Linked DNA regions of Homo sapiens: region 2 is linked to region 1. Evidence: chromatin contacts called from ENCODE Hi-C or POLR2A ChIA-PET data. All regions are on one chromosome and are shown on one strand. The core of a region is the stretch at or near the end of the contact, and the rest is flanking DNA. Distances in the headings are between cores, read along the strand shown. Region 1 holds the start of LGR6 (leucine rich repeat containing G protein-coupled receptor 6). Region 2 overlaps PPP1R12B (protein phosphatase 1 regulatory subunit 12B).

What was found. Hi-C counts contacts between places; a loop is a spot of excess contacts on that map. ChIA-PET counts read pairs that join two places held with the same protein, here RNA polymerase II (POLR2A). Pooled maps may share reads with other maps.
Region 2: a pooled map shows a loop between it and region 1 (2.6-fold over the local background). The contact joins the enhancer-like site here to the promoter of LGR6 in region 1. A Hi-C loop is called at or near these places in 2 of 168 maps with a recorded cell type or tissue (MCF 10A and PC-9) and 7 of 50 pooled maps. POLR2A ChIA-PET finds 5 or more read pairs at or near these places in 1 of 52 experiments (GM10248).

What each region holds. Positions count from the first base shown.
Region 1 is chr1:202,192,042-202,198,295 of GRCh38, forward strand. It overlaps LGR6 (leucine rich repeat containing G protein-coupled receptor 6), which reads left to right and starts at 1,758. Exons shown (of 18, transcript NM_001017403.2): 1 at 1,758-2,160. The coding sequence starts at 1,949. It overlaps LOC124904840 (small nucleolar RNA U13), which reads right to left and starts at 5,690; the gene lies at 5,587-5,690. RefSeq lists enhancers at 344-1,147, 842-891.
Region 2 is chr1:202,456,339-202,463,249 of GRCh38, forward strand. All of the region lies in intron 13 of PPP1R12B (protein phosphatase 1 regulatory subunit 12B), which reads left to right. Among named protein-coding and RNA genes, the nearest start is that of PPP1R12B, 110 kb to the left of the region's middle. RefSeq lists a silencer at 3,503-3,797. Within about 2 kb of position 3,641, at least 4 of the 41 ENCODE cell types and tissues checked have a DNase peak (open chromatin) inside an H3K27ac peak, as active enhancers do.

The sequences.
Region 1 (6,254 bases), core at 508-3,007:
TGGGCGGCCAGGCAGAGACGCTCCTCACTTCCCAGACGGGGTGGCGGCCGGGCAGAGGCTGCAATCTCGGCACTTTGGGAGGCCAAGGCAGGCTGCTGGGAGGTGGATGTTGTAGCGAGCCGAGATCACGCCACTGCACTCCAGCCTGGGCACCATTGAGCACTGAGTGAAGGAGACTCCGTCTGCAATCCCGGCACCTCGGGAGGCCGAGGCTGGCGGATCACTCGCAGTTAGGAGCTGGAGACCAGCCTGGCCAACACAGCGAAACCCCGTCTCCACCCAAAAAATACGAAAACCAGTCAGGCGTGGCGGCATGCGCCTGCAATTGCAGGCACTCGGCAGGCTGAGGCAGGAGAATCAGGCAGGGAGGTTGCAGTGAGCCGAGATGGCAGCAGTACAGTCCAGCTTCGGCTCGGCATCAGAGGGAGACCGTGGAAAGAGGGGAGAGGGAGAGGGAGAGCGAGAGCGGAGGCTCGTCTTCTACTTTCAGCGCCATGGCACCAACTGGAGGCCTAGGGTCAAGGTCTGCTCATTTCTTGGTCCAGCTATGCAGCCCCTCTAGCCCTGGGAGGTTATTGGGAGAGTGGAGAGGTGTTGATGAGAGGATCCTGGCATGTGGAAAGACAGGGTGGAAGAAATCCTGGATGCCTCTGAGGTCCCAGGTTTCTAGTATACCCTCTGGCTGGACCATGGGGAGATAGGGCAAAAAAAGGAAGGAGGGGGGCCCACAGCCTGCTCTAGCTCTGCGCGGGGGCTTGGCTCAGCATGGGAGAGACCAGAGAGAGCAAGAGGCTGCATGAAGGAAGCACAGCCAGCTCACTATGGTCTAAGGAGAGAACAGGGATTGACCTCAGTTTTAACCACCATGCCCTTTGCTCTCCAGGGCTCTGGGGCCGGCCCAGGTCAGCCACTTGGTGGGATTCCAGCCTCAGGGTGGCTGAGCTGCAGGTGCAGCACCCGGCCTCCAGGTGGCACCAATCCGCTTACTTTGAGGTGGGCTCTGACAACCAGCTGAGCTGCCCACAGTCCCTCAGACTCCCGAGGTCCTGGGAGCAGGGATCAAGGTGGTCCCCAGGCCGTAAACCTGACAGAGGCTGCAGGAGTGCATTTCCACCCAGGGTGCACTCAGCGGGTGTAACTCCACACCCGTTTCTTTGGAGTCAAGGCCCGGCCTCTCAGTGAGGAGACTGCTCCTGGTTGCCCACCGTCGGGTCATCCCAGCCTGCAGTGGAACCCTCCGCAGCCTGGCCTCTTCCAGGGTAGCCCCTCACTCCCCTCTCTCCTGTCCTAGCAGACAGGCCAGGGAGGGTGGACGAGTTCCAGCTCTGGGGATGTCCCATCAGCTGTGTCACCTTGAACAAATCATTTTGCCTCTTGGGTCTCAGTTTCCTGCAGTGTGAAACGTGGTGGAGGCATGAGGGGCAATGGGAGCCCCAAGGCCTCTTTCAGAGACCTCCTCTGGGTCCCATGTGACCTCGTGGCTGTCCCCAAAGGCAAGAGGGTCCCCAGCCCTGCGGCCAAGGCCCTGGGACACCCTATCCAAACAAATGCAGGTCTCTGACGGGCTGAGCTTTGCTCGCTTGGGTTTCTTTGCTTTCTTCCTTTTTTTTTTTTCTTTCCTGGATGAAATTCCTGCCAGCTCCGAAGGAAGGAGGGAAGAGGAGCGAGCCGCAGTGTAGAAAGTTTCCTTGACTCCTCCTCCGGCTGGGTCTCCCTCCCTTGCCAAGCCCAGCCTGTGAAACTGAATAACGAAGATCACTCAACAATGCCTGCCCCTCTCTGACTGCACCGTCCCGGCGCTCCCACCGCCGCCGCCGCCGCCCAATAGAGCCCCTGGGGCGGTCCCCACCGACGGTGCAGCCCGCCGGGACCGGGAGGAAGCAGCTGCGGCCATCGCGCCGTGCGTCCGCGCCCGGCCGCCAGGTGCCCCAGTAGCCCGACCGCCGAGATGCCCAGCCCGCCGGGGCTCCGGGCGCTATGGCTTTGCGCCGCGCTGTGCGCTTCCCGGAGGGCCGGCGGCGCCCCCCAGCCCGGCCCGGGGCCCACCGCCTGCCCGGCCCCCTGCCACTGCCAGGAGGACGGCATCATGCTGTCTGCCGACTGCTCTGAGCTCGGGCTGTCCGCCGTTCCGGGGGACCTGGACCCCCTGACGGCTTACCTGTGAGTACTGCCCGCCTGTCCCCGCCTGGTCCTGCGGGCTGCTGGCTAGCGCCCAGTCCCGGCCTCAGCAGGGCACCTGCTTGCTTGGTGCCCTGGGGCATGGGCATCCCGGAGAGGGTTTGCCCCCTTCCAAGTTGACCGTTGCGGGACTGGGGAGGGGAGAAGAGTCTGAGACTAAATACCAGGCGAGCAGGGAGACCGGGCTTCCCTGACTTGGCTTCCCCATTGGCCTCCGTGCTTGTGGGCTGACTATGGGAGCCCAGGCTTGGCGAGGTGGGTTCTGGACCCTGAGCGGGAGGGCGCGGGGCTGGCTGCTCCATCTCCTGTTGCTGCATTCTCTTCTAGCAGAGCAGTGCCCGGGATGGTGGCTGAGGGTAAAGCTGACAGAACTGGAGGTGGAGGTGAGGGGAGCGTGCCCCAGTAGGGTGGAAATAATGTCTGTTCTTCTGCCATGGTGAGGACAACAGGGCTGTCACACTGAGGCTGGGTGGCCTTCGTGGGGGCGGGGGGGGCGGGTTTCCTAGAAGCTGGGAGGGGGGCCTTATCCACTCTTGTCTCCTCAGAAAGGGACTCTGCCAGCACCATCTCCCTTCACTGGGGCCTCCTGGCTCCCCCAGGGGCCTCCCTAAAGTCATGTCCCAAGAGGCTGTGTTGGAGACACTAATTTGTGGGCAGGCGCCGAGGCTGAAAACCAGAGAACCATTTTTAGCGTCTGAGTTGGGGTGAGATGGCGCGTGAAGGGGACCCTACTGGGGGCAGCTGTCCTGTCTGTCTGGCTCATGGGAGCTTCCCCTCAGAGCTGGAGGGCTGGGGGCTCTGGCTGCTCACCACCTGGGCAGGAGGAGGGTGAGAGAGCACATTCCAGGCCACCCACCTGCACCCCCAGCCCCGCTCTGGGGCAAGGAAACCTCCTCCAGCCCAGCTCTGCAGGCTCTATCAACTTCCTCAGAGGAGCTGGGAGCAGGTGGGAAAGCCTGGTGGGGCCTTCTGCTGAGGGCTAGGATCCCAGAGTTCCTTCTGGCCTGAGAGAGGCTCCTTATGGCTTTGGGGTTCCAGCACATGGGAGCTTAGAGGAAGAGGAGGCTGGGTGAATCTTTATAGGGGCCTAGCAAGAATTTGTGGAACTAAAGATGCTCAGTGTTGGGAGTGTCCTGGTGGGAGGTAGAGGGTCCCAGAGGGCAACTCTTCATGGGGCTCCTCTCCAAATGTCCCTGTCCCCAGGTTGGGATGTCCCCCTCCACTCCAAAAGGCACAGGCTGTGGGCCAGGTAAGGGAGTGGGAAGAGAAAAATAATGTCCATCTAGAAGGACAAATGGAATCCTTCACAGTGCAGTAGGTGACGGCAGAGGCAATCATGGGAATAAAGGTACCAACTGCACAGAGCCTGGGCGCTCAGCATCTGGCAAAGCAGGGCAGGCTCCGGCCCCACCCTACACACAGGCCAGCCCCTCTTTCAGCAGTTTTCTATCCTGGGAGTATGTGACATTGGTTCATTTGAAGACAGGGTCCTGTGGCTAAAGAGTTTAGATGTGACTTCTGTGGAGCCTTTCTCTGGGTGAGCTGAAGGAAGGTCCCTTGCCTGGGTTGAAGGGGCAGGGGAGATAAGGCCTTCCAGAGCTTCCTTTCCCAGCATTAAGTCTTCCTAGACTGGTTAATGACCCTTTTTCTAGAAGGACTTGGGGAAGGAGGTACACTGTCACCTTTGGAATTCAAGCATCCTACCATCCATGCTGGCAGAAGTTTTTCCCACTAGCTTGCCACAATTCCCTCGGAGCTGTGAAGTCTGCATTTGGGTTCAGTGGAGGTGGGGTTTTCTGAGCTGGTCTGTGTCTTCCTGGGGATTGAGAAAGCCCCTCTCTCTCAAGACTCAGGGGATGCTTCTGAGAGTTGTGGAGAGAAGAGAGGGAGTGGGAGCTATAAAGAGTATGATGGGTCCTGAGGCAATATGGGGAATTTAGCAGTGGGGTCTGGAATATTGGAAGGAGGTGGCAGAGGACCGTGTCCCCTGCCCTGGGCTGGGGAGGGGTCCCATCTGGATGGTGCATGAAGGATTCCTACAGTTGTCCTGAGGGTGTCTCAGAGGAGGAATTTTCTTTCTTTGCCCTCTCTGGAGAACAGCTCTACCAGAAAGGCACCTGAAGGTGGGGTTGAGAGCTGGCATGCAGAAGAGCCAGGGTGGGGAAGTCTTGGGGCTCCTTTCTCTTTTCAGCGATGTTAGGAGATGTCCAGCTTGGCCCTGCCCCATGTATCCCAGCCCTTGCTGAGGAGAGCACAGATTCGCATCTGATGATATAATCAGCAGTGCCTCTCTCTGAGCCACTCAAACTTTGGTTCCTTCCTAGCTCTGCCACCTACTGAGAATCACTCACTGAACACCTCTAAGCCTCAGGTTCTTCATGTGTACATGGAGATGAGGAAGCAGGTTGCTGAGTGGATTAAATGAGATAATATGTTCAATGAAAGTCCCCAGAGTGCCTGACACCCGAGGGTAACTCTGAAATGGTGGCTAGTATTATCATGCCTCCTATGGGTGCTCCATGGAGGTGGAGGTAAACTACCAGGCCTCTCCACACCAGAAGAAAATTGAGCCTAGTGGGTGAGTGTAGAATTCAAGGGAATGGTTTGTGGCTGGAGGAAGAGAGCTGTGTGCTGGGGAGGTGACTGTCAGGGCAACTCTTGATCAATACTTGGCTGGTTCTGGGGACTTGGAGCCCAACCAGTTGGTGAAAATTGGGGGTTGGGGATCGGGAGGGAGAGTGGGGACTTAGGTCCTCCTGACACAGAGTTAAAATGAAAAATGTTAAAACACTTGGACATGCAGGAAGTAGCAGGCCAGAGAAGACTCGAAGATCCTTAGAAGAAGCCATAGACAGAACTATAGGAGGCGCCCAGGAGCTATGGGCTCCAGAAGGTACCCGCAAGTCCTCTTGCACATTCCTTGACCTGGTCTCAATAAAAATGACATCACATCTCTTCCCCCACTCCACGGCTGTGAGATTTTCTCCTTCTAGCCAATACCTTTCATGAGGTAGGTGCTTCCACCTCTCCATCTTGGTTCTAGGGAAGACCAGAAAGGCGTCTTTATAGCCAACTGGTATTCTTTGCCTTGACACACATGTCCAAAAACTATTACCACTTTTGGGCTCAATGCCAGCCCTGTTTGATCAAGGTTGGGAAGACGGACTTCAGATACTCACAATCCTCCATATGTCTCTCTTTTTTGCAACAGTTTCCTCTTAAACTATAGTCTCAGCGAGGCTCATTGACACTCACCGGGGTTTTGACATTCTCCCTGGTTAGGGCCTGTTCTGGAAATAGACCAAGAGGGAGATGGAGCCCCTGGCTCTGGGACATCCAATCTGATGGTGACGAGAAGGCATGATGCCTCTTGTTCTATTCTTTTTTCTTTCTTCTTAAAAAAAAAAAAAGAAGACCAGTAATGTGCTGACTTCATAACAAGGTTTGAGGGAGGCACTTCTCACATGTGAGCACGAAAACCCAATTGTCACACTTCTTAACTACAAAAGTATCACCTCTTGTTCTATTCCATTGCATGTGCACATGATGCAGAGACAGGAATACACAGACAGCACATAACTTGTTGGGCAGACAATCCCCGGAGTTGTTGCTGAGCAGAAAGATCTGGGTAGTTACTCTGGGCCCGCAAGGCTGAGCAGTGTCAGTAAACAGATGGTGCCAGAAAAGGTGTCTCACGCAGCTAGTTGTAAAAGACCTCAGGCTCATGCACTTGCAGTCACACCTAAGCACCCATTTTCATCGCCCACTGCCACCAGGGCTGAGGGAGGGGCCGCTACACCAAGCAACCCCCATTCAGACTGCTGATTGCTTTCTTACGAATTCACTCCCTTTAAGATTGCCTGTGATAACTGATAACCACTGGACTTGTTTGACAGGTTAGATGGTGTGTGCATATGTGTCTGTGTGTGTCTGTGTGTGTGTGTAGATACAGGGTAATTTGCAGGGGATGTCTACAGCCAAAATGATGGAGGCAGGATGCTGGAGGCAGAGAGTAAGAGGTTGTGGCATTTGCCACAACAAAGCAGAGTTCAAGCTATCACTTACTAACTATGTAA
Region 2 (6,911 bases), core at 2,391-4,890, 270 kb after region 1:
TTCCGACATGGTAGATGGAACTTATAAGGCTCCCTTGCCCATTATAAACAGAAATTCATAGTTGAATTCAGAAGAATAATAGGGAACTCTCAGATGACAAAAGTGAAGAGTACTCAAAAGCCAGAGTAGTTTGAGTGACCCAGGGTTGGTGTCAGACCTATATGTAGACCATAAGGTCTGGACACTCAGATTTTAATGCCGTGTGTGTAGAACGCATGGCTGTGGACCTACTAAGGCTGCAAGTTGTAACTAAGAAACTATATCAAGCTAGAAATCTCAAAGGGTTCATGAAAAGGGTACTTTGCCCATAGCTCAAAGGAGTGGCAAGGAAGGAAATCTATACAAGCGTCAGGGTAGGGCAGATGACTCACTTGTGAGAAATTTTCACTATTCGTATAGTTTAGAAATCCCAAAAGTCAAGGATTTAATACAGAAACTGTGTCTGTACTCTTGAAACTCTGGGGCCCTGGCACAAGTAAATTCAAAACCACCTTGAAGGAACACATCTGCAATCCAGAGTAAAAGACTGTAAACTGTAAAAACAGTTTCAACCAAAGATGAATTCACATAAAACATAAACACTGAAGGTCACCATGAGGGAAGAGTTCTATGACAAACTCATAGATGCAGACTAACATGTAATAAAAGTTTTAAATGCAGAAAGAAACCTCAAACTATTATTGGAATAGGTAACAAGAATTACAGTTGACCAGCTGTATTGAAGATAGACACACGTATAGGAACAGTTTGGTAAATGAATCAGGAATGGTTTTTAAAGTATAAGATTTTGCAAAATAGTATTATCTATATAGAATCTTGTTTAAATGGGAACCCACATATATAAAGCACCTAACAACCATTTATTGAGAGACTGCCATGTGCCAGGCACAGAGACATTAAGGATACGAGACCAAAGAAAACATTTTTTTGGCTGGGTCCAGTAGCTCACACCTGTAATCCCAGCACTTTGGGAGGCCGAGGCGGGTGGACTGCTTGAGGTCTGGAGTTCAAGACCAGCCTGACCAACATGGCGACACGCCATCTCTACTAAAAAAATACAAAAAATTAGCTGGGCATGGTGGCACGTGCCTGTAATCCCAGCTACTAAGGAGGCCGAGGCAGGAGAATCACTTGAACCTGGGACGCAGAGGTTGCAGTGAGCTGAGATTGCGCCATTGCTCTCCAGCCTGGGAGACAGAGCGAGACTCCATCTCAAAAAAAAAAAAAAAGAAAGAAAGAAAACATTTTTTCTACCCTTGAGGATATAACTATTATGGGAAGTCAAATAAGTACATCAAATATTATTGTATAATTGTTAAGTGCTGTGGTAAAGATATGTATAGATTGCTATGAGAGCATAGAGGAGGGGAATCTAAATTAGATTGAATAGGGTGACAAGGAAGGCCTACCAGAGGAGGTAACTGGAGTTGAATTTTGAAAGGCAACTTTAAGTTAACTATAAGTAGTAATAGGAGGATGGTATTTGAGAGGAAACATGAGAAATTCAAGAAACAAACAAGTTCAGAATGCCTGAAGCTGGGAGAAGGTGAGGCCAGGCTAGCATATCTGAAAGTGTCTTTTGTGGAAACAGATTTAGATGAAGGAAAAAAAAAAAAGTATTCTGTGGCTAAATGAATTTGGGAACAATGGATTAAACAAAATTAAATAGGATCACTCAAAAGCCTTCTTAGGGTCATTCCTCTCTGGGGAATGGGGAGAGTGGGACATGGGAGTGGTTAGGGAATTTGCAGCATTTTCCAAATTTCTGAGTCCATCTAGTAGTTTTGTTTTTCAAAGAAACCCAAGACTGGTATTCCACTGGAGAAACTTTGGAAATTGTCAAGCTAGAGAGGTAGGCAGGAACCAAATCATGTAGATTTTTGTCTGTACTATGCTAAGAAATTTGAATTTCTAGTCTCAAAGCTATGGAATACAATTGAGGGAATAAATAGGATCACTCAAAAGCTTTCTTAGGGTCATTCCTCTCTGGGGAATGGGGAGAGTGGGACGTGGGAGTGGTTAGGGAATTTGCAGCATTTTCCAAATTTCTGAGTCCATCTAGTAGTTTTGTTTTGTTTTTCAAAGAAACCCAAGACTGGTATTCCACTGGAGAAACTTTGGAAATTGTCAAGCTAGAGAGGTAGGCAGGAACCAAATCATGTAGATTTTTGTCTGTACTATGCTAAGAAATTTGAATTTCTAGTCTCAAAGCTATGGAATACAATTGAGGGATTTCCAGCAGGGGAATGACTTGATCAAATAAAACATATCATTTAAGCCTTTACAGAATTAAAGCCATTTAGTTTCTCTGGCTAGACAAGCATAAACTGAAAGAAAAAAAAATCAGATGTTTTGAAAACAGCTAAATTTTCCTTCTGAAAGAGCATGCTGGATGCTAATTCTACTCTTGAAGCTGCAGCTTTCTCTGTAATCAGCTCATTGTGGAAGCATTTTGACTCCTACTGGGAAACCTTGATAAAAGCCTGAAGCCTGTGTTCACAGGTCCAATTTCAAACAATTAGTGAGCATTGGGATAAATGGGGCTTTAAAACTGGCCACAGCAAGACCAAAGTAGTAGAAGGTTCTCTCTCAGAAATAATCTCCATTTGCAGTGTAATTAAAGCACTTCAGTTGGGGAGTGGGTTTTACCATTAAATTGCACAGCTGGCTCTCCTTTTCTGAGAATGTTTTATCTTAAGAGGGGATAAGTGGGTATGTGCATACCAATTGGCCAATGATCAGTCTCAGCTTTACACCCTTGTGCTAACAGTTCTTTACTCAGTTTAACTACAGATATGTTGCTAAATGAGCAAAGCTAGATATAAAAGAATACATTATGATGCCAAATAGTAATAAACATGGAAATGTTAATATTGGATTTTTGGGTGTATTATGGATACTTTTTATTTTTATTTTTTCTGTATTTTCCAAAGTTCCAGAATGATAAAGGATTACTGTTATTATGGGGCAGAGGGAGCAGGAGGGCATGAAGGAATATTAATTATAGGGACAACAGTCTTTCTTATAATGTAAGTCTGTGAAGAAGGCTGTGATCGTTGAAGAGTAAATATAATAGAGATTCAAGGTTTGCAGGATTCTAGATAATTTATGGTTTTGCATACACAGTACAGAACTTGTAAAACAGTTTATTCCTTTTTGAGAAGGGCATAATCTTGGATTTGTGAAGTTCCTTTTTTTCCCCCCTGAAAAGCTCAAGTGTGCTTGAATGTATTCTCTTTATAAGATGGAAAGGAATAGAACAATATGCTCCCTATTTTACAAATGGGAATGCTGAGGCCCTAAGAGCATAGAGTCATTTGCTTAATATGACACTCTGAGTCAGAGGCACAGTAGAGACCATCACCTAGGCCTTCTTTTCCTCCTCATTGAATTTACTGACCATTTCTTCTATTGAATTTAAGTATTATCCATTCAGAATAAAGGTTTTGACTCAGGGGCCAGTCCACAGCTCAGAATGCAACAGTCTCTATCTTTAGGGCTTTCTGATAACTGCCATTCAGTCTTTGGATTGCTTGTGAGAACTATAGAAACCAACAAGGTCATCTGATTATAAAGGGACTGATTTGACAGGACAGAAATGGCAAGTGGCAAGCTGTTGGCAGATAGCTCTGCAGAAATACCAGGGCCAGGCAGCAGCTGTCACAATAGGGTAGTGGTTGGGTTCATTTTCCAAAGCTCCAAGTTTTCCTTAGCAACAAAATGTAAACAATTCCCATTGCTAATATTAGAGTCTAATAGTGTCTGACTTTGATTCTTTTGTTTTTCCTTTAGCTTTTTCTCTCTCACCCAACCCTGAATTTTACCTCTTTTTTAATTGTGCTCTTTCTTTTCTTTGTAGAAATGGTTAAAAATAGTTTTTCTCCACAATAAGCTAAAATTGTCTTTCCCAAATAGCTCACATTACATATGACTCTGCTTTGCTTGGTCAAGATACAGTGAGTACTGGCTGAGTCATATATACCACACTTATGGACCTTCTTCAGTCCCTTGGGGTCTTTATAAGCTAGGTAGTTATACCTACTAATGTGAAGCTGTCAGCAGATTAATTTGGCATCATCTTTGGAATGTTCAAAATTTAAACCAAGAATTTAAACTCTGAGTTATGGTTTTTAAAAGTCATTTGATTTGTTCCCCTGTGTCCAAGCTAAAGACTGGCAGTTGTCAATTCAAAAAGGTACTCAAAGAGGTTCCACAAACGACTCCAATCTTTCTCCAGTTTTGTTCTAAAGTGATTAGTTATCTAAAAGTCTGCGGCCATGCTGCCATTACCAAGTTTTTTCTCTACTGATAGAAATAAGCTCTCTCTTCCTAAGTATGAATATTGAACAAGAAGAGAGTGAAACATATGTAGCAGTGGGTACATTTTCTACTATATTACAATTCTGGAGGTCTCTGGATTGCTTATAGAATTAGGATTATGCTGTGGGACTCTGAACAATTCTGGAATAGAAAGAAAAAAGGTGATTCTTTTAGTGCTTTGGCCCTAATCCTTAGGTAGCAAAATGACAAGAGGCTTCACCAGGCTGAATATGCCTTACAAACAAACTGCTTTCAGTGTCATATGGCACCTCTATGTAATTTTTTTTCAGAATATGTCTCTTTGAAATAATAGTGATGATATGTTGCTGCCTGAGAGATGAGGCTACCCCTAGATAACTGTGAATGGCTAGACTTAGTGGGAAATGCACAGGATTGATTTAAGAGTTCCAGTTCAAATGGGGCATGGTGGCTGACACCTGTAATCCCAGCTACTTGAGAGGCTGAGGCAGAAGGATCACTTGATGCCAGGAGCTCAAGACCAGCCTGGGCAATATAGTGAGATCCCCATCTCTTTAAAAAAAAAAAAAAAAGAATAGTCCAGTTCGGCCTTTTATATGTGTGATTTTGGTTAAATAAATCAAGTTCCGTTTCTGACTCTTTCCTCATATGTAAAAAAGGGATAATGCTTACCTTGTTTGCATGTATTTGAGGATTAGAAATAATTTACGAGTAACCTAGATTTTCCCAAATCTATCTCATGGAGCTATTGTGAGGATCAAATGAGACAGACTATGTGAAAGTGTTTTGCAAACTACAAAACAATTTAGAGATATATATGACAATTATTTATGTCATTACCAGTGAAATGCTTTTTTGACTTTCATTAAGATCCATTCCTAGCTTTTCCAGAGCTAATACATTTGGAAATAAGATCCACCCTAAAATGCTAAATATTAATACCATTTTAGATTTTAGGGATGTTTAATTTTTAAACCCTACATGCTATAGGGATTCCATATCTCAAGTTTAGGAGACTTAATTTTTAAATTTAAGCTCACTTGTCCTGCCTCTGATGTCCTTACCAATTATTTATAATGTTATACATTATTTTCTGCAGCCCTAAGGGAAAATCTCCATTGTGGTGACAAAGTAAGTGGCAGCCATACACAGGTACCTTCTTATGCCTTTTCTCCCCTCACCAAGCAGTGTCCAGGAATCTAAGCATTTGAACATTTATATGAGGCAAGAGCTAGTGAGCTGAATGTGATAATGGTAGCAGTTGACCCTTGCAGGAAAGTTTGAGCCTGGGCCTCCTATCCCAGTGATATTCTTTATGCTAAAAATATTAGTAATTCCCTCCCACAGATTCCTTTCCTGCCTAAGTGAGGTCAATTTCTGTTGTTTTGCAAACAAGTACACTCAATACTATGCAGTAGTGGATATTTTTGATACTAAGGTGAGCATGTTTTAAAATCGGTTATAGTGACGATTGCATAAATCTGAATATACTAAAAATCTTTAAATGGTACACCTAATGGGCATGTGAATTATGTCTCAATAAAGCTGTTTAAAAATAACATTAGTACTGTTAATCTCCACCAAACAGTTCTGGGAAGGGAGGCCTAGATGGTGTCTACTAAGAGTTAAAGCAATGAGATTTAGAGCCTTGAATAAAAGAGTCTATTTTCTTTTTTCCGTATTTCTGTTGCTAAACACGGCTGTTGCCAACACCATCTCACTTCATTTTCCAGAGATAAGGGCATTTGTCATGCGTTTCTCAGCCCACCACTTAACAGTTCAGGAGTGGAAGCTTAAAGTGTTTCCCCCTCCCCCTCAGGACACGTGCATTTAGAAGAAAGGACAAGAATCCATTTCCTTATGTAGCAGAACCTCTGATAGTTCTATCCCAGTTCCCAGCCACTTCAGAGTGAAGACAGTCACCCAACACCTGCTACTAAAAGCCCTTATCAGCCATGTTTTTGCGGTTAATCTCCTTCTGATAAAGTGGTTCATTTTTCAGAGCTGTGAATATTGGTGACATGTAGGAGGGACCAAAATTTTCAGCCCTCATTCAACCCTCCCTTGTTTTTTATCAGTTGATTTTCCCATGTTAGAAAAGGACAGTTGCTGGTACAATCTCATAAAATGGGCTCCAGTGTTTAGAGAAGGACAGTCAGAGGAGTGGCCACCTGTTTGTTGAAAATTGGGCTTCTGGGAAAGTTGCTGCACAAGTGTGTGGCAAGGTGTGTCTGAGATAGCTTGACCTGCTTTCACCTGGAATGATTTGATCTGGCAATAGAGTTCCTTGCCATTCCTGGTTTTATGGAAATCAGAGGCACAGGAAGTTGATCTGGGTGTTCTGGGGAATTGAGACAAGCCTCTGCCATAGTTTGTTAGTACTCTGTGTTTGGATGCTAACTCCAGTGTGCTGAGTTGAGACATCAGCAAGTGCTGGGCCTGGAATGTCAGAAGCAGCAGGTAAAATTTCTTTGTTTGATAGCTTTAATGTCCTAGATGCATGTTTCTTTGGGAAACTGGCTTGGTTGCATACTTTGATTTGGTGGTATGGTTGGGGAAGTGGGAGAAGGCAAGTGGTAAGAATAAGATATAACCAGTTTGGAACTTCTCTA